Linked DNA regions of Homo sapiens: region 2 is linked to region 1. The links are chromatin loops, found by intact Hi-C in ENCODE. Cell type or tissue: PC-3. All regions are shown on one strand. Links, peaks and the distances in the headings refer to the core of each region. The heading gives the core; the rest is flanking DNA. Region 1 holds the start of LINC03154 (long intergenic non-protein coding RNA 3154). Region 2 overlaps ERRFI1-DT (ERRFI1 divergent transcript).

Region 1 (11,465 bases), core at 1,103-9,102:
CATGGCGAAACTCCATCTCTACTAAAAATACAAAAAAAATTAGCTGGGTGTGGTGGCACACAACTGTGGTCCCAGCTACTCGGGAGGCCGAGGCACAAGAATCGCTTGAACCCAGGAGGCGGAGGTTGCAGTGAATCGAGATCACGCTGCTGCACTCCAGCCTGGGTGACAGAGCGAGACTGTCTCAAAACAACAACAACAACAAAAAACAAAACAAACAACAACAACAACAAAACCAAAGTGAATTGCAGGCTATAGAAAGTAGCAGTAGCTGGACAACTGGATGACAGAAAGTAACAAGACTAACTAACCTATGTCCATCTAGCACTTTATCATTTGCCATGTTTTCAAAGCCATTATTTCATGTAATCAACAACCCAGCAAGATAGCCTGGGCAAATTCAAATATCCCCACATTGGGCCAGGCGTGGTGACTCATGCCTGTAATCCCAGCACTTTGGGAGGCCGAGGCAGATGGATCACCTGAGGTTGGGAGTTCAAGACCAGCCTGACCAACGTGGAGAAACCCTATCTCTACTAAAAATACAAAACTAGCTGGGCGTGGTGGCACATGCCTGTAATCCCAGCTACTTGGGAGGCTGAGGCAGGAGAATCACTTGAACCTGGGGGTGGTGGTTGCAGTGAGCCGAGATTGCACCATTGCACTCCAGCCTGGGCGACAGCGTGAGACTCCGCCTTAAAAAATATATATATATATGTGTGTGTGTGTGTGTGTGTGTGTGTGTGTGTCCCCACATTACAGAGAAGGGCACAGAATCCATGCTCGAGACTAATGGAAGAATTAGCTCTAATAATCTGTGCTTTGGACATCTCCACTTAACAAGTTATAATCTTAACTCCACTTAACAAGTGGAGATGTCCAAAACACAGATTATTGGAGCTGAAAGGAATTTTGTGAAACATGCGTCAAATCTCCTCATTTTATAAATGGGAAGACTGGAGGGAGAGGCGTGAAGTGATTCATTTAAGTATCTCAGCTGCTTACCGGTAGAGCTGGTGTGAGATTCTGAGTCCTTTAGTTTCTAATGGAATTCCAAGAAGGTGACTCCAAACATGTTTGGGGAATAGGAGGATGATTGCAGGCAACATGTATCCTCCCAAAATGAGGACATGCAGGGCAACACTTTAGGAATTTATGGCGCCAGACAGCCTGGGTGGGAATCCTGACACCACCCCTTCCAGGCTTGGTGACCTTGAGCAATCTTATAAATTGATTCACACCAATCACAGGGCATTGGTGATTTATGTGATAGCTATCCCAGTTGAACCTACTTTTAAAAAGAGAATACGGCCAGGCGCGGTGGCTTACACCTGTAATCCCAGCACTGTGGGAGGCTGAGGCGGGTGGATCACCTGAGGTCAGGAGTTGGAGACCAGCCTGGCCAACATGGCAACATCCCGTCCCTACTAAAAATACAAAAATTAGCCAGGAGTGGTGGCAGGTGCCTGTAATCCCATCTACTTGGGAGGCTGAGGCAGGAGAATAACTTGAACCCAGGAGATGGAGGTTGCAGTGAGTTGAGATCGTGCCACTACACTCCAGCCTGGGCGACAGAGCGAGACTCTGTCTCAAACAAAAAATAAAAAAGAGACTGCCTAGAAATCTTTAGCCCCAGGTACAAATCTCTGCTGCTGTTGCCTCATATAATGCTTGACACAGAGTCACCACACAGTAAATATTGCATGAACCCAGGTGGGACTTGGGTGCAGTTGGAGTGTGTGTGTGTGTGCGTGTGTGCATGTGTGTGTGTGTGTTGGGCGGTGGGGGAGTCCTTGAAGGAGAGAGAACTTTCAGGAATTCTTTAGTTCATTCCATAGAAATGATACATCACATACTCCCTGCGTGTTCAGGGTTTGCATAGCCCCCCAATCTCATTTCAGAGTGGACAAGTGAAAGCTAGTAAAGTGGAGAAAGTTAGCATTGTAACACAAATTATAATAGGATAACTATGTCCGTTTTCTGGCAGTTAGAGTGAGATATTCTAGTGAAGACACTGGTCAAAAGCCCACAAAATACATCAAGGAGGATTTGGGGGCCTGGAGTGGTGGTTCACACCTGTAGTCCCAGCTATTCTGGAAGCTGAGGTAGGAGGATCACTTGAGCCTGAGAGGTTGATTGTGCCACTACACTCCAGCCTGGGTGACAGAGCCAGACCCTGTCTCAAAAAAAAAAAAAAAAAAAAGAAGATGAAGAAGAAAGAAGAGGAAGAAGAAGAAGGCGAAGGAGAAAAAGAAAGCTAAAAATATTTTCCCACTTTCGTATACACCCTAGGATATACCACATACATTTAATTTTATTTATTTGTTTATTTTTTGAGATGGAGTCTCATTCTTGTTGCCCAGGCTGGAGTGCAATTGCACGATCTCAGCTCACTGCAACCTCTGTCTCCTGGGTTCAAGTGATTGTCCTGCCTCAGCCTCCTGAGATTACAGGTGCCCGCCACCACGCACAGCTAAAGTTTTTTATATTTTTAGTAAAGACGAGGTTTCACCATGTTGTCCAGGCTGATCCTGAACTCCCGACTCCAGAAGATCCGCCCGCCTCGGCCTTCCAAAGTGTTGGGATTACAGGCATGAGCCACTGCACCTGGCCCACACACATTTTAAATTACTATATATCAGGAAACTATTTTAGAGAAAAACCATTAGCATAATCATGGGAATGAAAGGCTGACTTTGGGGTGTAATAAAAGGTTAGGATTTTCTTTACTTTTTTATTTTTTTATTTTTTTGAGACAGAGTTTCGCTCCGTCGCCCAGGCTGGAGTGCAGTGTCGCAATCTCAACTCACTGCAAGCTCCGCCTCCCAGGTTCACGCCATTCTCCTGCCTCAGTCTCCCTAGTAGCTGGGACTACAGGCGCCCGCCACCACGCCCGGCTAATTTTTGTATTTTCAGTAGAAACGGGGTTTCACCGTGTTAGCCAGGATGCTCTCGATCTCCTGACCTCGTGACCTGCCCGCCTTGGCCTCCCAAAGTGCTAGGATTACAGGCGTGAGCCACCACGCCTGCCAGGATTTTCTTTTTTTTAAGCTTTGAAAGAGGATGGCCAGGCGCGGTGGCTCACGCCTGTAATCCCAGCACTTTAAGAGGCCGAGGCAGGTGGACGATGAGGTCAGCAGATGGAGACCATCCTGGCTAACATGGTGAAACCCCGTCTCTACGGAAAATACAAAAAAAATTAGCTGGGTGTGGTGGGGGCACCTGTAGTCCCAGCTACTCGGGAGGCTGAGGCAGGAGAATGGCGTGAACCCGGGAGGCGGAGCTTGCAGTGAGCCAAGATCGCGTCACTGCACTCCAGCCTGGGTGACTGAGCAAGACTCTGTCTCAAAAAAAAAAAAGGAAGAAAGGATGGCAGCCCAGAACAGTGGCTTACACCTGTAATCCCAACATTTTGGGAGGCTGAGGAGGGAGGATCTCTCAAGACTAAAAGTTCAAGACCAACCTGGGCAACATAGTGAGACCCTGTCTCTCAAAAAACAAAAACAAAAACAAACAAACCCTGGCATCCTGGCATGTGCCTGTGGTCCCAGCTACTCGGGAGGCTAAGGTAGGAGGATTGCTTGAGCCCAGGAGGTTAAGGCTACAATGAACTGAGATCATGCCACTGCACTTCAGCCTGTATGACAGAGCAACAAGACCCTGTCCTAAAACAAAGAAGAAGGAAGGAAGGAAGGAAGGAAGGAAGGAAGGAAGGAAGGAAGGAAAGAAAGAGAGAGAGAGAAAAAGAGAAAGCAGATGGCTCAGGGGAGAATACTAATTTCTGAATTCCTGTATGGATATTCTGTTCATTAAATAAATATTTATCAAACACCTACTTGGTCCACGCACATCTGGGTGCTGAAATTCAACCATGGACAAGACAAAACAAAACCTTGTCTTCATGGGATCACTGAATATTAATGTGAATTTGTTTACCAAATTTTGGAAAATTAATTGGAAGGATTATCTCATGAAGCTTGGAAGGATTACATTTAGAACAAATAAAAGAACCCGTGTGCAGCCCTAGGACTAGAGAGGTGCCCAGTGGATATTTGGAGATTTTATATAACAAAGATCAAAGTGTTGCCGGGCACAGTGGCTCACGCCTGTAATCCCAGCACTTTGGGAGGCCAAGGTGGGCGGATCGCCTGAGGTCAGGAGCTCATGCCTGTAATCCCAGCACTTTAGGAGGCCGAGGTGGGCGGATCACTTGAGGTCAGGAGTTCAAGACCAGTCTGGCCAACATGGTGAAACCCTGTCTCTACTAAAAATACAAAAAATTAGCTGGGCATGGTGATGGGCACCTATAATCCCAGCTACTCGGGAGGCTGAGGCAGGAGAATCGCTTGAACCTGGGAGACGGAGGTTGCAGTGAGCCGAGATCGCGCCGTTGCACTCCAGCTTGGGCAACAAGAGCAAAACTCTGTTTCAAAAAAAAAAAAAAGGAAGTGTTGATATTCTTAATATCCACTGTATACATGATATTAAAACTCCAATAGACTCTTTCCCTCCTTCTCACTACTACACGTGACTAGTCTTAATAATAATAAAATAGAAAAAGTGAGCAAAGAACAGCAGGCAGTTCAGAAAGGAGAGACGCAAATGAACAATCAAACTAAATGCAAAACTAAATGCAAATTAAATATATGCAAAACAAAATGCAAATTAAAATGTAACAATGCAGAGTTGCTAGTAAACTTCTAGGATTGGTAGCTCTACAAGTAGAAGAGGCTAAAACAAGAGATTTAAAATCTATTCTAATAAATCCATGCAAAGTACGTAATGATTGACTGGTGAGAACCAAGATACAAGGGATGTGATAACCAACCCTTGAAAACTAGTTTGGGGCCAGGCCTGGAGGCTCACACCTGTAATCTCAGAGCTTCGGGAGGCTGAGGCAGGAGGATCACTGGAGGCCAGTGGTTTGAGACCAGCCTGGGCAACATAGTGAGACACCCTACTGTATCAAAAATGAAAGAAAGGAAAGGAGGTGAGGAGAGGGAGAGAGGGAAGAAGGGAAGGAGGAAGGAAGGAAAGGAAAACTAGCTTGTTGACATAGTTTCCCTGCATGTTGGCCAGTGTCACCTAACCTGAGATTCCTGTTGCAAAGGTCCAGGTTGCAGATGGTTGCAGAGGTATCCATTCCTTGGGACCACTGCAGGGAGGCAGAAAATGCTGAGCTGAATTTTTGGCACTCCGCCGGCAGAGCTTTCTTATGTAACAAGCACCTGAGCTGGTGAGTATGAGACCTTGCGAAATAAAAGCTAAGAGTGGCCAAAATAAATATGTGGCCAGGTTAAAGAGCCAGCTTGGCCAACGTTTCTCTAACAGTCGCAATTTGTAAACACAGAAAAGAGGAATGAAATGAAAGGCCGTGTCTGTGCTACAAATCGCGTCTGTGATTATTGTTCCCCTGTGTCTCTGTAACTTTATTTTCACAATCAAAAGCTTGACAGGACATTCCATAAAGCCCAGTCAGAGCACTTGAAATGCGAACCCAAACAAGCCGAAGTCATGGGGAGAAATGCATCCTCCGTTTTCTTGTGAACGCAGCAGCTGTTTTCTCTTTCCTGTATTTGGATCTTTCTAGCAAACACCTAGAAGTCTCAGCCTCTCCAGAAATCAGGTGTTCCCAGACCAGGTGATCTATTTGTTTAGTATCCTGTGCCCTTATTCCCAGAAGAAAGGGAATGGGACAGAACACTCTGTCAAATAAACAATTGCCCAAGGTCTTGGGCAAGGGAAATTAGGACAGGAAGCAGACAGTGGACTCTTTGCCCCAGGTAACTGGCTGATAAGGTAAACAAGCCATGTACAATGAGTTCCTGTCCTCTGCATGATAAATATTTATGTGCTGAGCCCTGTGTTTGGAAGCACTAAACCATTTCTCAGTCTGAACATTGACCTTTGGATGCAAAACGCAGGGCTAATTTCCTAGGTGATGTAATTAATTTTTGTGGCTCAAAGCTGTACTGGGAACAAGAGAAATTGTTGTTTTCATGCTTGTTTAAAAAGTGATTCAGCAGTTGTGTGCAGCTTTCAGGTAACAGTGTCAACTTGCAATCTGAAACTTTGCTTTAGTCACACCTGGAATTCAATGATTTTGGAAGATTATGGTGTGTGAGTTCATCATAAACAAACACAAATTCTTCTGATCTTAGAAGTGATGAACTCAGTTTTGGGTTTACACATGGCTTTGAATTGTTTCTGAGGATACGGAGGAAATTATTTATTTTATTTTATTTTTTGAGACAGGATCTCCTCTACCGCCCAGGCTGGAGTGAAGTGGCTGATCTTGGCTCCCTGCAACCTCCGCCTCCCGGGCTCCAGGGATCTTCCCACCTCAGCCTCCTGAGTAGCTGGGACTACAGGAGGGTACCACCACCACGCCTGGCTAATTTTTTGTATTTTTAGTAGAGATGGGGTTTCGCCATGTTGCCCAGGCTGGTCTCAAACTCCTGGGCTCCAGCAATCCACTCACCTTGGCCTCCCAAAGTGCTGGGATTACAGGTGTGAGCCACCACGCCCAGCCAAGGACTTTATTTTTAAAATTTTGGTTTAGTATGGCCCCAAATCTCTGTGACCCTAAATGCGTTTCATTTTAGTGTTAATAAAACATGCAGGAAAACTGTTCTTTTACCGTGAGCCAAATTAACCCCACCCAAAACAAAAGTAAAAGGCAAATGACAGGCTGGGCGCGGTGGCTCACGCTTGTAATCCCAGCACTTTGGGAGGCCGAGGTGGGCAGATCATGAGGTCAGGAGATGGAGACCATCCTGGCTAACATGGTGAAACCCCGTCTCTACTAAAAATACAAAAAGTTAGCCGGGTGTGGTGGCCAGCGCCTGTAGTCCCAGCTACTCGGGAGGCTGAGACAGGAGAATGGCGTGAACCTGGGAGGCGGAGCTTGCAGTGAGCCGAGATTGCGCCACCGCACTCCAGCCTGGGCGACAGAGCGAGACTCCATCTCAAGAAAAAAAAAAAGGCAAATGACAAACCAGGGAAAATACATGCCACAAAACAGCAGACCCTCTTTCTAGGTGGCACAAGCTGGAAACCTGAGTCCATCCTTGTCACTTTCCTCTCCCTCATCCCCAGTGTCCAATGCTGTTCACCCCGAAATATCTCAAACCCGCACACTTGCCCCGTCTGCATTTCCTGATTCTCCTCTGCCTTCACCAGCTTTCTATTTCCACAGATGCCTCCAGGCACTAACTCACCAAGACCAATCGCAGGGTCTTCCCCCACAGTCGGGCCCTTCCATGAGTCATTTTTCATTCAATGGCACCCTCTCCAGCTAGCCAGGACCCAGGCTACCTCCTGGGCTCCACCCTCTCCCTCCTCTCCTGCCCCATCCTTTGCCAGGTCTTGTGAACTGTTCTTCCTGAAGACCTTGGATTCGCCCATCCCTGTCACTCTGTGGTCCCTGCCTCCACCCTTTCTCAGGACGTCATCACCTCCTACCTGGGCCACTGAAATAGCACCCCCATGATCTCTGGAATCCACTCTTCTGCCCCCATTCCATTGTCCACAACGAAGCCAGAGGGACTTTTCCCAACCACAAACCTGACGGAATCACCTTCTGGCTGAAAACCACCTGTCACTTCCCTTCACACTGAGGATAAGGTAAAGATCCTACCTGGCCTACAAGGGCCTGCAGGACCTAGCCCTTCAGCCAGCTTCATGATGGTTGCGGAAGTCCAGCCACATGACTGTCTGCCCTTTTCCCTCTTTAATTTACCTCTAAGGATTTATAGACATCTGAGACTAGCTGATTTATTTGCACACTTGTTTATCGTCCATCTCTCCTGTCCCTAAGGGGCAGGGGTCGGGTGTCTTGTTCACTGCTACCGCCCCAGCCCCTCAGAGTAAACCTCACACATCACAGGGTGCTCAATGAATATTTGTGGAGTTAATGAATGGATGAATGAATAAGCCAATTCAGGAGACCACCAGGGTGATGGGTGGTGCACTGATCTAAGAAAAAGTCAGAGCCTGATGCGGTGGCTCACACCTGAAATCCCAGCACTTTGGGAGGCCAAGGCGGGCGGATCATGAGGTCAGGAGTTTGAGACCAACCTGACCAACATGGTGAAACCCCGTATCTACTAAAAATAGAAAAATTAGCTGGGCATGGTGGTGCTTGCAGCTACTAGGGAGGCTGAGGCAGAAGAATCGCTTGAACCCGGGAGGCAGAGGTTGCAGTGAGCCAAGATCTTGCCACTGCACTCCAGCCTAGTTGACAGAGCAAGACTCCGTCTCAAAAAACCAAAAAAAAGAAAATGTCAGAGCGAGGAGCAGAGAAGCCCATGGGCATCAGTCTAGGCCTCAGGTGGCTGTCTATGCACAACTGTACCCACAGTATCTATGAGACAAAATAAAGAATTGCTGGCCAATTAGCTGATGCCTTCTCTTTTGTCTGAAACGTCGTTTCCATGCCTGACCCTACTTCCCTCAACTTCTCATTCTTCACATTTCAGGTCAAACCGCCTGTTTTCATGTCCTTGGACACATCCAGCTCCTTCAGACCTCAGGACCTTTGCACGTGCTCACATCTTTGCCAGGAAGGCTCTTCAACTCCGATTTCACCCCTCCACACCATCTATAGTTATTTGCAACTCATCTTAGCATCTCAGCCTTCTCTGAGCCCACAGCTAGATCAGGTCCCCTTCATTGTACTTTCGTTCTTGCCTTTACGTCACTTATTCCCATCTGTAATGACATATTTGGGTAATTATTTCAATATTGCTGATCAACCTTCCTACCCCACAAGGACAGGGATTATGGCTTTTTCCTCCCTACTTCAGCCAACATTCTACACAGTGCCCAAAGAGGGGCCCAAGGAATATTTGGAGATTTTATGTGACAAAAGAAATGTTGATATTCTCAATATCCTTTATATATGTGATATTAAAACACCAGTAGAAATTTTTTTTTAATTTCAACAGACAAAAGATTGCAAACATTCAGAAAGATTTACAAATAGCTAATCAACCTTATTAGGAACAAAAATGTAAACTAACTATAACAAAATACCTCTTCAATATACTAATTTGTTAAACTTTAAAAAGGTAATAGGAGGCCGGGCACTGTGCCTCATACCTGTAATCCCAGCACTTTGGCAGACTGAGGTGGGAGGCTCCCTTGAGCCCAGGAGGTCAAGGCTGCAATGAGCCTTGATTGTATGACTGCACTCCAGCTTGGGTGACAAAGCAATACAAAAGTCTCAAAAAAAAAAAAAAGTGATGGTAGCATCTACGGATTCAATGCAATCCCTGTAAAAATTCCAACAATGGGCCGGGCGCAGTGGCTCACTCCTGTAATCCCAGCAGTTTGGGAGGCCAAGGTGGGCGGATCACCTGAGGTCAGGAGTTCAAGACCAGCCTGATCAATCTGGAGAAACTCTGTCTCTACTAAAAAAAAAAAAATACAAAATTAGCCGGGTGTGGTGGCACATGCGTGTAATCCCAGCTACTCCGGAGGCTGAGGCAGGAGAATTGCTTGGATCTGGGAGGCGGAGGTTGCAGTGAGCTGAGATTGCACTCCAGCCTGGGCAACAAGAGCGAAACTCCATCTCAAAAAAGAAAGAAAGAGAGAGAGAGAGAGAGGGAGGGAGGGAGGGAGAGAGAGAGAGAGAGAGAGACAGAGAAAGAAAGAAAGAAAGAAAGAAAGAAAGAAAGAAAGAAAGAAAGAAAGAAAGAAAGAAAGAAGATCCCAACAATTTTCTTTACAGAAACAAAAAAATCCATCCTAAAATTCATACAGAATATCAGGGAACCCTGGCCGGGCGAGGTGGCTCACACCTGTAATCCCAGCACTTTGGGAGGCCGAGGCAGGCGGATCACCAGGTCAGGAAATCGAGACCATCCTGGCTAACACGGTGAAACCCCTTCTCTACTAAAAATACAAGAAATTAGCCAGGAGTGGTGGCGGGCGACTGTAGTCCCAGCTACTCGGGAGGCTGAGGCAGGAGAATGGCGTGAACCCGGGAGGCTGAGCTTGCAGTGAGCCGAGATTGTGCCACTGCACTCCAGCCTGGGCAACAGAGCGAGACTCCGTCTCAAAAAAAATATATATATATATATATATCAGGGAACCCTCACAGCAAAATCAGTCTTGAAACAGAAGAATATAGTTGATTTTAAAACTTACTACAAAGCTATAGTAATCGACCGGGTGTGGTGGCTCATGCCTGTAATGTAATCCCAGCACTTTGGGAGGCCAAGATGGGTGGATCACCTGAGATCAGGAGTTGGAGACCAGCCTGGGCAACATGGTGAAGCCCCGTCTCCACTAAAAATACAAAAGTTAGCCAGGCGTGGTGGCATGCACCTGTAATCCCAGCTACACGGGAGGCTGAGGCAGGAGAATCGCTTGAACCTGGGAGGTGGAGGTTGCAGTGAGCCGAGATGGCACCATTCCACTCCAGCCTGGGCAACAAGAGCGAAACTCCATCTCAAAAAAAAAAAAAAAAGAAAAGAAAAAAGAATACTACCAACAGGGTAAAAAGGCAGTCCGTGGGGCTGAAAGTATTTGGCAACCCATAGGGTTGGAAATGGGAGAAAATATTTCCAAATCACATACCTGATAAGGGATTAATGTCTAGAATACATAGAAAACTCTTAATTGAAACTAAGTAAAAAACTCGCAAACAACCCAAATCAAAAATGGACAAAAAGTCTTAAATTGGGAGGCCAAGGTGGGCGGATCACCTCAGGTCAGGAGTTCGAGAAAAGCCTGGCCAACATGGTGAAACCCCATCTCTACTAAAAATACAAAAATTAGCCGGGTGTGGTGATGCACGTCTGTAATCCCACCTACTCGGGAGGCTGAGGCAGGAGAATCGCTTGAACCTGGGAGGTGGTGGTTGCAGTGAGCCAAGATCGCACCATTGCACTCCAGCCTAGGCAACAGAGTGAGACTCCATCTCAAAAAAAAAAAAAAAGGAAGGGAAATCTGACACGTGCTACAACATGGATGAACCTGGAGGATGTTATGCAAAATGAAATAAGCCAGTCACAAAAAGTTAAAATACTGTATGATTCCACTCATGATTAGACTCATATGAGTATGATGTGGCTAGAACAGTCAAATTCATAGAGACAGAAAGTAGGATGATGGTGGCTGCCAGGGGATAGGGGTAGGGAGAATGAGGAGTTAGTGTTTAATGAATACAGAGTTTTAGTTCTGCGAGATATATTTAAAAAAAAAAACAAACAAAAAAACAAAAAAACTCTGCAGTTGGGTAGTGGAGAAGTTGCACAGCAGTATGAGCGTGCTTAATGCCATGGCACTGCACAGTTAAAAATGGCTAAAAAGAGTACATTTTACTTTATGTTAATTTGTTAATTTGAGATGGAGTTTTGCTCTTGTTGCCCAGACTGGAATGTAATGGCGCAATCTCAGCTCACTGCAACCTCCGCCTCCTGGGTTCAGGCGATTCTCCTGCCTCAGCCTCCCGAGCA
Region 2 (11,465 bases), core at 1,377-9,376, 210 kb after region 1:
CCTCAGGTGATCTACCCATCTCGGCCTCCCAAAGTGCTAGAATTACAGTGCCCAGCCAGAAAATATCTTTTATAAAAACCACAAGAAGATACCTCAATGAAACTTAAAAAAATTCATTATGTATGCAGATATGGGGGATCTTTTGGGGTGATATGTTCTCCAACTGGATTGTGATGATATTTGCACAACTTTACAAGTTTATTTAAAAATCTTTGAATTGTGGATTTAAAACAAGTGGATCTTATGGTATGTAAATTATGCCTCCATGAAACTACTTAAAGCACTTTTTTGGGCTGGGTGCCGTGGCTCATGCCTGTAATCCCAGCACTTTGGGAGGCTGAGGCAGGAGGATTGCTTGAGCTCAGGAGTTCAAGATCAGCCTGGGCAACATAGTGAGACCTCGTCTGTACAAAAAAATAAAAAATTGGCCGGGTGCGGTGGCTCACGCCTGAAATCCCAGCACTTTGGGAGGCTGAGGTGGGTGGATCACCTGAGGTCAGGAGTTTGAGACCAGCCTGACCAATATGGTGAAACCACATCTCTATTAAAAATACAAAAATTAGCCGGGCCTGGTGGCCAGTGCCTGTAGTCCCAGCTACACCAGAGGCTGAGACAGGAGAATTGCTTGAACCTGGAAGGCAGAGGTTGCAATGAGCCAAGATCGTGCCACTGCACTCCAGCCTGGGCGACAGAGCGAGACTCCATCTCAAAAAAAAAAAAAAATTCAAAAATTAGCCAAGCGTGGTGGCATGCGCCTATGGTCCCAGCTACTTCAGAGACTGAGGCTGAAGAATTGATTGAGCCTGGGAGGTTGAGGCTGCAGCGAGCCGTGATCGTACGGCTGCACTCCAGCTTGGGCGACAGAGCAAGACCCTGTGTCAAAAAAAAAATAATAAAATGAAATAAAGGCCGGCGCGGTGGCTCATGCCTGTAATCCCGGCACTTTGGGAGGCCAAGGCAGGTGGATCACCTGAGGTCAGGAGTTCGAGACCAGCCTGGGCAACATGGTGAAAACCTGTCTTTACTAAAAATACAAAAATTAGCTGGGCATGGTGGCGTGGTGGCGGGTGCCTGTAATCCCAGCTACTCAGGAGGCTGAGGCAGGAGAATTGCTTGAACTTGGGAGGTGGAGGTTGCAGTAAGCCAAGATAGCACCACCGCACTCCAGACTGGGCGACAGAGTGAGACTCCGTCTCAAAAAAAGTTAAATTAAAATAAATTTTTTGAAATCCCCCACACACAGAAAGTCAGGAACACAACAGCAAAATGAGGGGAAAGTGCAGTGAGGTGAGGGTGAAACAATGCAGCACCCTGAGCCCAAGACTGGCAGTGTAGTTTGTGTTCTGATGGTTCTGGGAAGCTACGGGAGGGTTTTAGCAGGGGAATGGCATGTTCTTGAAAGATTCTCTCTGGCTGCTCTGTGGACAACCGAGAGCAAATTCTTGGCCAGTGTGGAAGCAAGGAAACTATACAGGAGGTTACTAAGTATTCCAAGCAAGTGGGGACAGTGGCTTTGGTCAGTGCCATGGAGTAGTGAAAAGCAGTGAGGCTGGAAAGACATTTTGAAGGTGGGCTGATGGGACTCCCTGATGGATTGGATTTCGGGTGTGAGCACAAAAAGAGAAGTCAAAGTTGACTCCTGGATGGCATCTGGCCTGAGAAATCATGTGGATGGTGCTGCCATTTACTGAAATGGGAAACACTGAAGGAGAAGCAGGTGTACAGGGTAGAAATTGAAAATTCTCTTTTGACATGCGAAGTTTCAGATGCTGTTAGAGGTTGAATTGCGTCCCTCAAAACAATATACTGAAGCCCTAACCCTCAGGCCTGCGCAACGTAACCTTATTTGGAAATAGGGTCTTACAGATGCAATTTTTTAAAGATGAACTCATTCTGGAGTAGGATGGGCCCTTCATCCACTATGACTGGCACCATGGGAAGATGGAGGCACAGCGGGGGAGGCGTGCAGCTGCAAGTGAAGGAATGCCAAGATTGCCAGCCACAGCCAGAAGCCAGAAGAGGCCAGGAAGGATTCCACCCAGAGTGCAGCATGGCCCTGGTGACACCTTGATCTTGGACTTCGGGCCTCCAAAGCTGTGAAAGAATAAATTTCTGTTGTTTAAAGCCACCCAATTTGTGGTACATTCTTTTTATGGTTTGTTTGTTTGTTTGTTTGTTTGTTTGCAATGGAGTCTCACTCTGTTGTCCAGGCTGGAGTGCAGTGGCGCAGTCTTGACTCACTGCAACCTCTGCCTCCCAGGTTCAAGCAATTCCTCTGCCTCAGCCTCCTGAGTAGCTGGAACTACAAGCACGTGCCACCACGCCCGCTAATTTTTGTATTTTTAATGGAGACGGGGTTTCACCATATTGCCCAGGCCAGTCTCGAACTCCTGACTTTGTGATCCGCCCACCTCGGCCTCCCAAAGTGCTAGGATTACACATGTGAGCCACCACGCCTGGCCTGTGGTACATTCTTAAAGCAGCCCTAAGAAATCAATACAAGAAATGTCTAGGCAGGGCAAGGTGGCTCACGCCTATAACCCCAGCAATTTGGGAGGCCGAGGTGGGAGGACCACCTGAGGTCAGGAGTTCAAGACCCGCCCAGCCAACATGGCGAAACCCCATCTCTACTAAAAATACAAAAATTAGCTGTGCATGGTGGGGGCATGCCTGTAATCCCAGCTGCCTGGGAGGCTGAGGCAGTAGAATCGCTTGAACCCAGGAGGCAGAGGTTGCAGTGAGTCGAAATCGTGCCACTGCACTCCAGCTTGGCTGACTGAGCAAGATTCCATCTCAAAAAAAAAGAAAAAAAAAAAGAGAAATCTCTAATACAGATACCTATTAGACATCCAAGACCTGGAGTCCAGGGAGTGGGGCTAAAGATGTAAATGTGGAGATAAGTTACATATAACACTATGAACAAATACACTAGACCTCACTATACAGCAAAACCCAGTCATCTGCTGTCTACAGGAGTTATGAAAACACAAACAGATGCCAACCTTTGAAGTAAGATGATGGTCTTCAGGCTAAGGTATCGTGCAAACTGAGGAGGAGCAGAACTGATCGCTGTGGTATGAGATTAAATCAAAGCCCATAGCAAGGAGCATCAGCAGATAAAATTGCCAAATAATGGTAAAATATTAAATCATACAAATGTAACACTCAATTCATGATCCAATTCATATAATAAAAATCTCTGAAATAGTGGAAATGGAATAAATAGACATATATCATGGTAATGGATGACCTCAATACTTATCAAAGTGATAGAATTAAATATCAAAGAATTTGACAAAGAAAGTAGCTAGCCAGGATGATACAATAAGTACAACAGAATTGGCAGGCATACATCAGAGAAATGCAAATCAAAACCACAATGAGATACCATCTCACACCAGTTAGAATGGCGATCATTAAAAAGTCAGGAAACTAGGTGCCGGAGAGGATGTGGAGAAATAGGAACACTTTTACACTGTTGGTGGGACTGTAAACTAGTTCAACCACTGTGGAAGACAGTGTGGCGATACCTCAAGGATCTAGAACTGGAAATACCATTTGACCCAGCCATCCCATTACTGGGTATATACTCAAAGGATTATAAATCATGCTGCTATAAAGATACATGCACACGTATGTTTATTGTGGCACTATTCACAATAGCAAAGACTTGGAACCAACCCAAATGTCCATCAATGATAGACTCAATTAAGAAAATGTGGCACATATACACCATGGAATACTATGCAGCCATAAAAAAGGATGAGTTCATGTCCTTTGTAGGGACATGGATGAAGCTGGAAAACATCATTCTGAGCAAACTATCACAAGGACAGAAAACCAAACGCCGCATGTTCCCACTCATAGGTGGGAACTGAACAATGAGAACACTTGGACACAGGGTGGGGAACATCACACACCGGGGCCTGTCATGGGGTGGGGGAAGGGGGGAGGGATAGCATTAGGAGATATACCTAATGTAAATGACGAGTTAATGGGTGCAGCACACCAACATGGCACACGTATACATAGGTAACAAACCTGCACATTGTGCACATGTACCCTAGAACTTAAAGTATAATAAAAACAAACAAACAAAAAAAATCAAACAAACAAAAAAGAATTGGCAGGCATAGCTTGAGAAAAGTAAAGAATAGGACAATAGATTTCAAGTGTACATGCCCCTCTAATAAAAAGTTAACAAATTCTAGAACAGAATCTGATCATATGTGTTGAGCAAGACTACAGTGAAAACAAAACATGAACAAAAATTACCTTGAAGCAGTTAAAACTTACAAACTATTAAACAATATCTAGGCTGGGATAAAATTCAGACCAGTGAATTCACAGTGGAAAAGATAACTATAATACCTCCATTTAGATACTGCTGTATTTTTTTAATTTTTAATTTTTGTGGGTACATAGTAGGTATATATATTTATGGGGTACATGAAAAATTTTGGTACAGGCCTACAGTGTGTAATAATCACATCAGGGTAAATGAGGTATTCATCACCTCAAGCGTTTATCCTTTGTGTTACAAACAATCCAATTATACTCTTTTAGTTATTATTTTTTCTTTTTTGCAGGGAGGGGTTGAGAAGTCTGAAGGTAATGGCATGGGAGGGGGTCTTTAGTTATTTTAAACTGTAGAATTAAATTATTATTGACTGTAGTCACCCTGTTGTGCTATCAAGTACTAGATCTTATTTATCCTTTCTAATTATTTTTGTGCCCATAGATAATGCTGCCTTAAACTTAAAATTATGTCCATTAGGTTCTTGGGTGTGAGAAAAGTACGACTGGGAAATCCGTCATCCCACTGGTAGTGGAGGCTGAGTCTCTGGATTGGTCAGGCTAAGTGTATCCTTGCCAAAGCTCAGGCCCCTTCCTGGTGGAGCAGGGCTTGGCTATTCCATAGCAGCTGTTGCTCTCCTTACGGGAACTTTACATAAGTTCTTTTTTTCTTTTCTTTCTTTTCTTTTTTCCCAAAGTCCCTTTGAGAAATCTCATTGCATCTAAAATTCAGGTCCAAATTTTTATTTCAGCAGCCTCATCAAATTAAAAACTGTGTAAAATCCATTTTTAACAAACGATGGTCCTCGGACTCAAATGAGTTTAAGTGGGTGTTTGGCAGTGTCAGGGATTTCCTGTCTCCTCTGTCTGATGAAATCTCTAGTTATAATATTGTTATGTCACCAAGATTCATTGCTTGCCAAACCTCATCTTAGACATTTATGTGGGTTTTCCCAAATACCCTTCAGCAACTTAAATCCTAGATGTTATTGCCAGCTACCAGGGAAATTAAATAGGGGATACAGGAAATATAAAGTGACTAACAGTTAGCAATTGCACAACTCTTTCTCATGGGCATTTTCCATGGCTGGGAAACAAACTTGAGGGGACAGTGGAACACAGAAAATATTCACAGACATCCTGAAGTTCAGCGTCTACAGACATATGGAGAAATTTCTGGTTCTGTTCCTGGAAGGGCTGAATGTTTTAGTCGTAACTTCTGTGCCTGGGGCTTGTTCAGTTGTATCTAAGTAGTCATGATTAAACACAATTGGAATTGTGTTTTACCAAAGGTCGATGTTTAAAAGTTTTGCAGGTATACAATCACCTTTCTCTCATTAAAAATAATGAATTCATAATCATTTGAAATTAAGAACTATCAAAAGAAACAATTTACACCTTCCTAGTCAAGCGTAACATTCCACAGACATTTGAGATTGTCTGATACCTTCATGAAAAACAGAAAACCTAGGTCATAAATGCTAATTTGTTGTCTACATACAGAATGGAAATAATGTTAAGAGATTACCAAGGGTGGACGTTACTCAGCAATGTGACAAAACTGCTGGAGATGAGAAAGCCTGGGAAGGTTGTGTAATTCTTAGGGAAGTAAAGGACATGAACAATGTCAGCTGTCTGGGACCATATGCTCAAGTACATGAAAACAAAACCACTGAAGGTCAGAAAACCTAACATGAAAACAGAATGCGAACCTGTTGGAAATGGACTGAAACAATCCATTCCACAAAATGGAAAACAGAATATTTTGTCCAGGAGCCCTTACTTCTGGAATCTCCTCTATTTTTATAATAGGAATCAACACCCTTACTGAAAACTTCAATTTTATAATAGGCTTATTTAGTCTTAGATTTTTCTGTGGGTTGAATTTAATCATTAATTTCAATATTAGTATATGAATGTACTCAACACAGGGAAGTCTTAAAAGTTGACAAGATCGATCTCTTTCTCTCTCTCTCTGTGTATGTATCTGCAAAAATGACAAAACTTTTTTTTGTTTGTTTTTTGTTTTTTGTTTCTTGTTTGAGACAGTCTCTGTGTCACCCAGGCTGCAGTGCAATGGCGCGATCTCGGCTCACTGCAACCTTCATCTCCTGGGTTCAAGCAATTCTTTTGCTCAGCCTCCCGAGTAGCTGGGACTACGTGAGTGCGCCACCATACTGCTAATTTTTGTATTTTTAGTAGAAACGGGGTTTCACCATGTTGGCCAGGATAGTCTCAACTCCTGGCCTCAAGTGATCCGCCCACCTCGGCCGCCCAAAGTGCTGGCATTACAGGCATGCGCCACCACGCCCGGCCTAAAACTTTTAAAAAGAGAACTTGTTATTTGTGCAAAATATGCTTATCTAAAATCTGTGACTTATATCCTAGAATAACAAAGCATTTACCTATTTGCCAGAAATTTCGCTAGACAAGAAAACAGTTTGCTCTGTCATCTATTTTTGTAAAGGTTTTTCCTCATTTTAAACTATTTATATTAAGGCATGTAATCGCAAAATAAGTAGCATCTGCTTCTTCTGTCCCCATTCATCCTGCAACTAACCAAAACAAGGGGAAAAACTCAGAATCTATGAAGTCCTGCTTCTGTGAAATGTTCTTTGTAGCCAATAACTCCATCTCAAAACCTAACAAACCATTGAACTCCATATTAGTCCACCCTCCAGAATACACATTAGAGCCAGATGGAAAATCACTGGCTAAATTAAAACACACTAATTGGGCATCAGATTTCTTCTGAAAATGACAAGGTATCGTGTGGGTGTCGGATGTATGACTAAGAGGAAATTCATTCTTTCTGTACAAATAAATCATTCAGATTCACTTTACTAAACTTTCTTTTTTTTTTTTTTTTTGAGACAGAGTTTCGCTCTTATTGCCCAGGCTGGAGTGCAATGGCGCGATCTCAGCTCACCGCAACCTCCGCCTCCCGGGTTCTAGCGATTCTCCTGCCTCAGCCTCCCAAGTAGCTGGGATTATAGGCATGTGCCACTACTCCCAGCTAATTTTCTGTTTTTAGTAGAGACGGAGTTTCTCCATCTTGGTCAGGCTGGTCTTGAACTCCCGACCTCAGGTGATCCGCCTGCCTCGGCCTCCCAAAGTGCTGAGATTACAGGCGTGAGCCACTGCGCCTGGCCTCATTTTACTAAACTTTTTTATTGGCTGCTGGAAAAGATTAAATAGGTTGCGGAAAATTTAACCGTTCAAACATTCAAAAGGCTTATTCAGTGAATGGAAACAAGAATCAGTGTCATCGGACAGCTAAATCATTTCTAGAGAAGATGTGTTCCTTTGCAAAACAATTCTAGAAAATCAAGGACTATATCTGACATATGGATACATATAGATGTTCTCACCTCCGCATGCATACATGCAAAAATTTTTGCAGTCAGAATAATATGCCAAAACTTTTAAAGAACAGATTTTTTTTTTTTTCCTGAGATGGAGTCCCGCTCTGTCGCCCAGGCTGGAGTACAGTGGCGCGATCTCAGCTCACTGCAAGCTCCGCCTCCCGGATTCACGCCATTCTCCTGCCTCAGCCTCCCGAGTAGCTGGGACTACAGGCGCCCGCCACCACACCTGGCTAATTTTTTGTATTTTTAGTAGAGACGGGGTTTCATAGTGTTAGCCAGGATGGTCTTGATCTCCTGACCTCATGATCCGCCTGCCTCAGCCTGCATTAAAGAACAGATCTTAAGACTCTGTTCTAGGCTGGGTGCAGTGGCTCACGCCTGTAATCCCAGCACTTTGGGAGGCTGAGGCAGGTGGATCACCTGAGGTCAGGAGTTTACGACCAGCCTGACTAATATGGTGAAACCCTGCCTCTACTAAATACAAAAAAAAAATAGCCAGGTGTGGTGGCGCATGCCTGCGATCTGAGCTACTTGGACGGCTGAGACAGGAGAATCGCTTGTACCTGGGAGGCAGAGGTTGCAGTGAGCTGAGATCGCGCCATTGCACTCCAGCTTGGGCAACAGAAAGATAAAAAAGGAAAAGACTCTGTTCTAACATTAATTTCTAGTTCACAGCATCACCAAAAACACACTGCATACTTGTATCGTTTTTTAGAGATGGGTGTCTCATTATGTTGCCCTGGCAGGAGTGCAGTGGCTATTCACAGCCTCCATCATGGTGTGCTACAGCCTTGGATTCCCGAGCTCAAGCAATCTTCCCACATCAACCTCACAAGTAGCTGGGACTACAGGTGTACACCACCACGTCCGGCTCTCACACTATACCAAATTAAACTTATGCTTAAAGAAGTCCCATCAATATATGTATTTGGGTTCATGAATTGCAATGAATATGACAGTTTTCTGTTGTAGATTTCATGGTGATTCAATGACTCAACCCTTCAAATTTTGTTCAGAATAGTTGACCTGAACATCACTGATTATGTTTATGTAGGCCTTAGAAGGCTACGTATTTCTCAGCAAGGTGATCAAGGTCAACATCAATGGTGATAAATCATGTTACTGCATTTATCCATGATACGATGTCATGAAAATGGAATTTTACCTTTGTGGTCTTCCTCTCAAAAACTGGTAACTCCGGCCGGGCATAGTGGCTCATGCCTGTAATCCCAGCACTTTGGGAGGCCGAGGTGGGTGGATCACGAGGTCAAGTGATCGAGACCATCCTGGTCAACATGGTGAAACCCTGTCTCTACTAAAAATACAAAAATTAGCTGGGCATGGTGGCACACACCTGTAATCCCAGCTACTCAGGAGGCTGAGGCAGGAGAATCGCTTGAACCCAGGAGGCGGAGTTTGCAGTAAGCCAAGATCCTGCCACTGCACTCCTGCCTGGTGATATCCATAGAAACCCTCCTGGTATGGAATACTTCAACACTGCAAGCAAAATATTTTTTAAATCTTTATAAAGGTATGACTGAACTGACAAAATAGTAAGTGAAATCCTCAGAGGCATGACAGAGAGAGAAAGCATGACACCAACTGGGCAAGAAAATGATGAAGTTGGCATCTTCCCTGAGGGCATCTGCCAATTCCCGATGGCCTAGAGCAGGAGTCAGCAAACTGTGGGCCACATCCAGCTTGTCACACATTGTTGTAAATAAAGTTTTATTGGAACACAACCACTCCTATTAATTTATGTATTGTCTATGGCTGCTTTCATATTACAACCACAGAGATGAGTAGTTGTGAGAGAAACCATATGGCCCACAAAGCCTACAACGTTTACATCTGGCCCCTGACAGAAAAAGTTTGCTGATGCTTAGCCTTGAGTTTTAGTAGGTTGAGTTTGTGGGATTTGGGAGACAAAGCCTGGGACCTAATCGAGTGGGATGCCAAAAGAAAGGCTGCATAAAGTTGGGACCCTAGAAAATGTTTGCCCTGAAGAAGGGGATAGAGGGAATACTTGCTTACTCATGTCTTGGCTGTGATAGAAAGAAAAAAGTTTCCCTGAGAATTCTTCACCAAAAGTTCATCCTTACACAGTAATGAGATATCTGGGCCAGGCGCAGTGGTTCACACCTATAATTCCAGCACTTTGGGAGGCCAAGGCAGGTGGATCACCTAAGGTCAGGAGTTTGAGACCAGCCTGGCCAACACGGTGAAACCCCGTCTCTATTAAAAGTACAAAAAATTGCCCAGGCATGGTGGTGAGCACCTGTAATTCCAGCTACTCAGGAGGCTGAGGCAGGAAAATCGCTTGAACCCAGGAGGCGGAGGTTGCAGTGAGCCAAGATCACGCCACTGCACTCAAGCCTGGGCAACAACAGCAAAACTCGAACTCAAAAAACAGAGAGAGAGAGAGAGAGAGAGAGAGAGAGAGAGAGAGAGAGAGATACCTGTGTGCTGGCCCAAAAAACACTTCTAGCCAAAAATTTAGTTTATTGAAGTGATCTGGCTAAAAGTGGCTCTAGGTGTCTAGCATAAACCAACTCCAATCCTTGACTTCTCACAAATAAAGTCCCAAAGAATATAAGCTTTGAATCAAAAAGCACAAAACGCATGAGGAAACACTGCTGAGAATGACGTTTACTGAAAGTAAAACTAAGCAGAATAAACAAACTGCCTAAGTAAACCCACAAAGACCTCAGATGTTGGAATTATTAGATAACAAATATAAAATATAAGGTTTACTATAAAGGCTACACATGGACATACAGAGGGGAATAATAGACACTGGAGACTCCAAAGATAAGAAGACGAGAGGGGTGGGTGAGGGATAAAAAATTACCTAATGATAATTTTCACTATTTACCTATTGGTACAATATTTTACTCTTCAGGTGATGGGTACACTAAAAGCCCAGACATCACTGTTACACAATATATCCATGTAAGAAAGCTGCTCTTGTACCCCTTAATCTATAAAAATAAAAAATTTTGTTTACAGTAATTAAAGAAATAAAGTATCAGAGAAGGAAAAAATTATCAAAAATAATCAAGATGTATTTGATTATTTTTGATATGTGATTATTTTTAGGTGCATTTGAAAAAAATACATCTAAAAATGACAAATATAATAACTCACATTATAAAGCCAATTGATGTTAAGTAGCAGATATAGCTGAAGAGAGCAATAGCAAACTGGAAAATAGATTTGAAGAAACTATACAAAATGTAGCACAAAAAGAGAAAGAAATAGAAAATACAAAAGAGTTAAAAGACACCAAGGACAGAGTAAAAAGATCTAATACTTATCTAATCAAAGTTATAGCAGGAGAAAAAAGAAAGGGAAAGAAACAACGAAACTCCGTCTCTACTAAAAATATAAAAATTAGCTGGGCGTGGTGGTGGTGCACACTTGTAGTCCCAGCTTCTAGGGAGGCTGAGGCAGGAGAATCACTTGAACCCAGGAGGCAGAGGTTGCAGTGAGCCAAGATCTCGCCACTGCACTCCAGCCTGGTGACAGAGCAAGACTCCATCTCAAAAAAAAACAAAACAAACAAAAAAAAAAAACAGAAGTTTAAATTCTGGACAAAAACATGAAAATTGGGAGGTGGAAGAACATGAAAATTAGGAGGCAGTGATGTGAATTAACATGTTCTTAAGTGTTTCTTGTATTTTTCAGGAGAGTAAAGATACTAGCTTTAGACTTTGCTATGTTAAGCATTTCACAATTTCTAGGTAACCACCAAAAAAGAGAAATAGAGGGTATAACTTCCAAATTGGGAGCATGAGATGA

What was found. A loop is a pair of places that touch in the nucleus more often than their neighbours do. Peaks named below come from ENCODE experiments on the same cell type or tissue, not always from the same donor. Only the 100,000 strongest peaks of a DNase experiment are listed, where the experiment ranks them.
Region 2: a loop joins it to region 1, with 2.8 times the contacts of the local background. A loop is called at or near these places in 2 of 110 quality-filtered maps.

What each region holds. Positions count from the first base shown.
Region 1 is chr1:8,253,619-8,265,083 of GRCh38, reverse strand. It overlaps LINC03154 (long intergenic non-protein coding RNA 3154), which reads right to left and starts at 5,713. Exons shown (of 2, transcript XR_007065454.1): 1 at 5,091-5,713. RefSeq lists a silencer at 5,101-5,395. In PC-3, for the core only: no CTCF peak of the experiment used is centred there; DNase peaks (open chromatin) are centred at 5,363, 5,963 and 7,253; H3K4me3 peaks cover 1,137 bases; H3K27ac peaks cover 3,248 bases.
Region 2 is chr1:8,041,752-8,053,216 of GRCh38, reverse strand. The region is part of intron 2 of ERRFI1-DT (ERRFI1 divergent transcript); the gene reads right to left. Among named protein-coding and RNA genes, the nearest start is that of ERRFI1-DT, 21 kb to the right of the region's middle. RefSeq lists an enhancer at 6,231-7,430. In PC-3, for the core only: no CTCF peak of the experiment used is centred there; DNase peaks (open chromatin) are centred at 5,286 and 5,876; H3K4me3 peaks cover 949 bases; H3K27ac peaks cover 3,792 bases.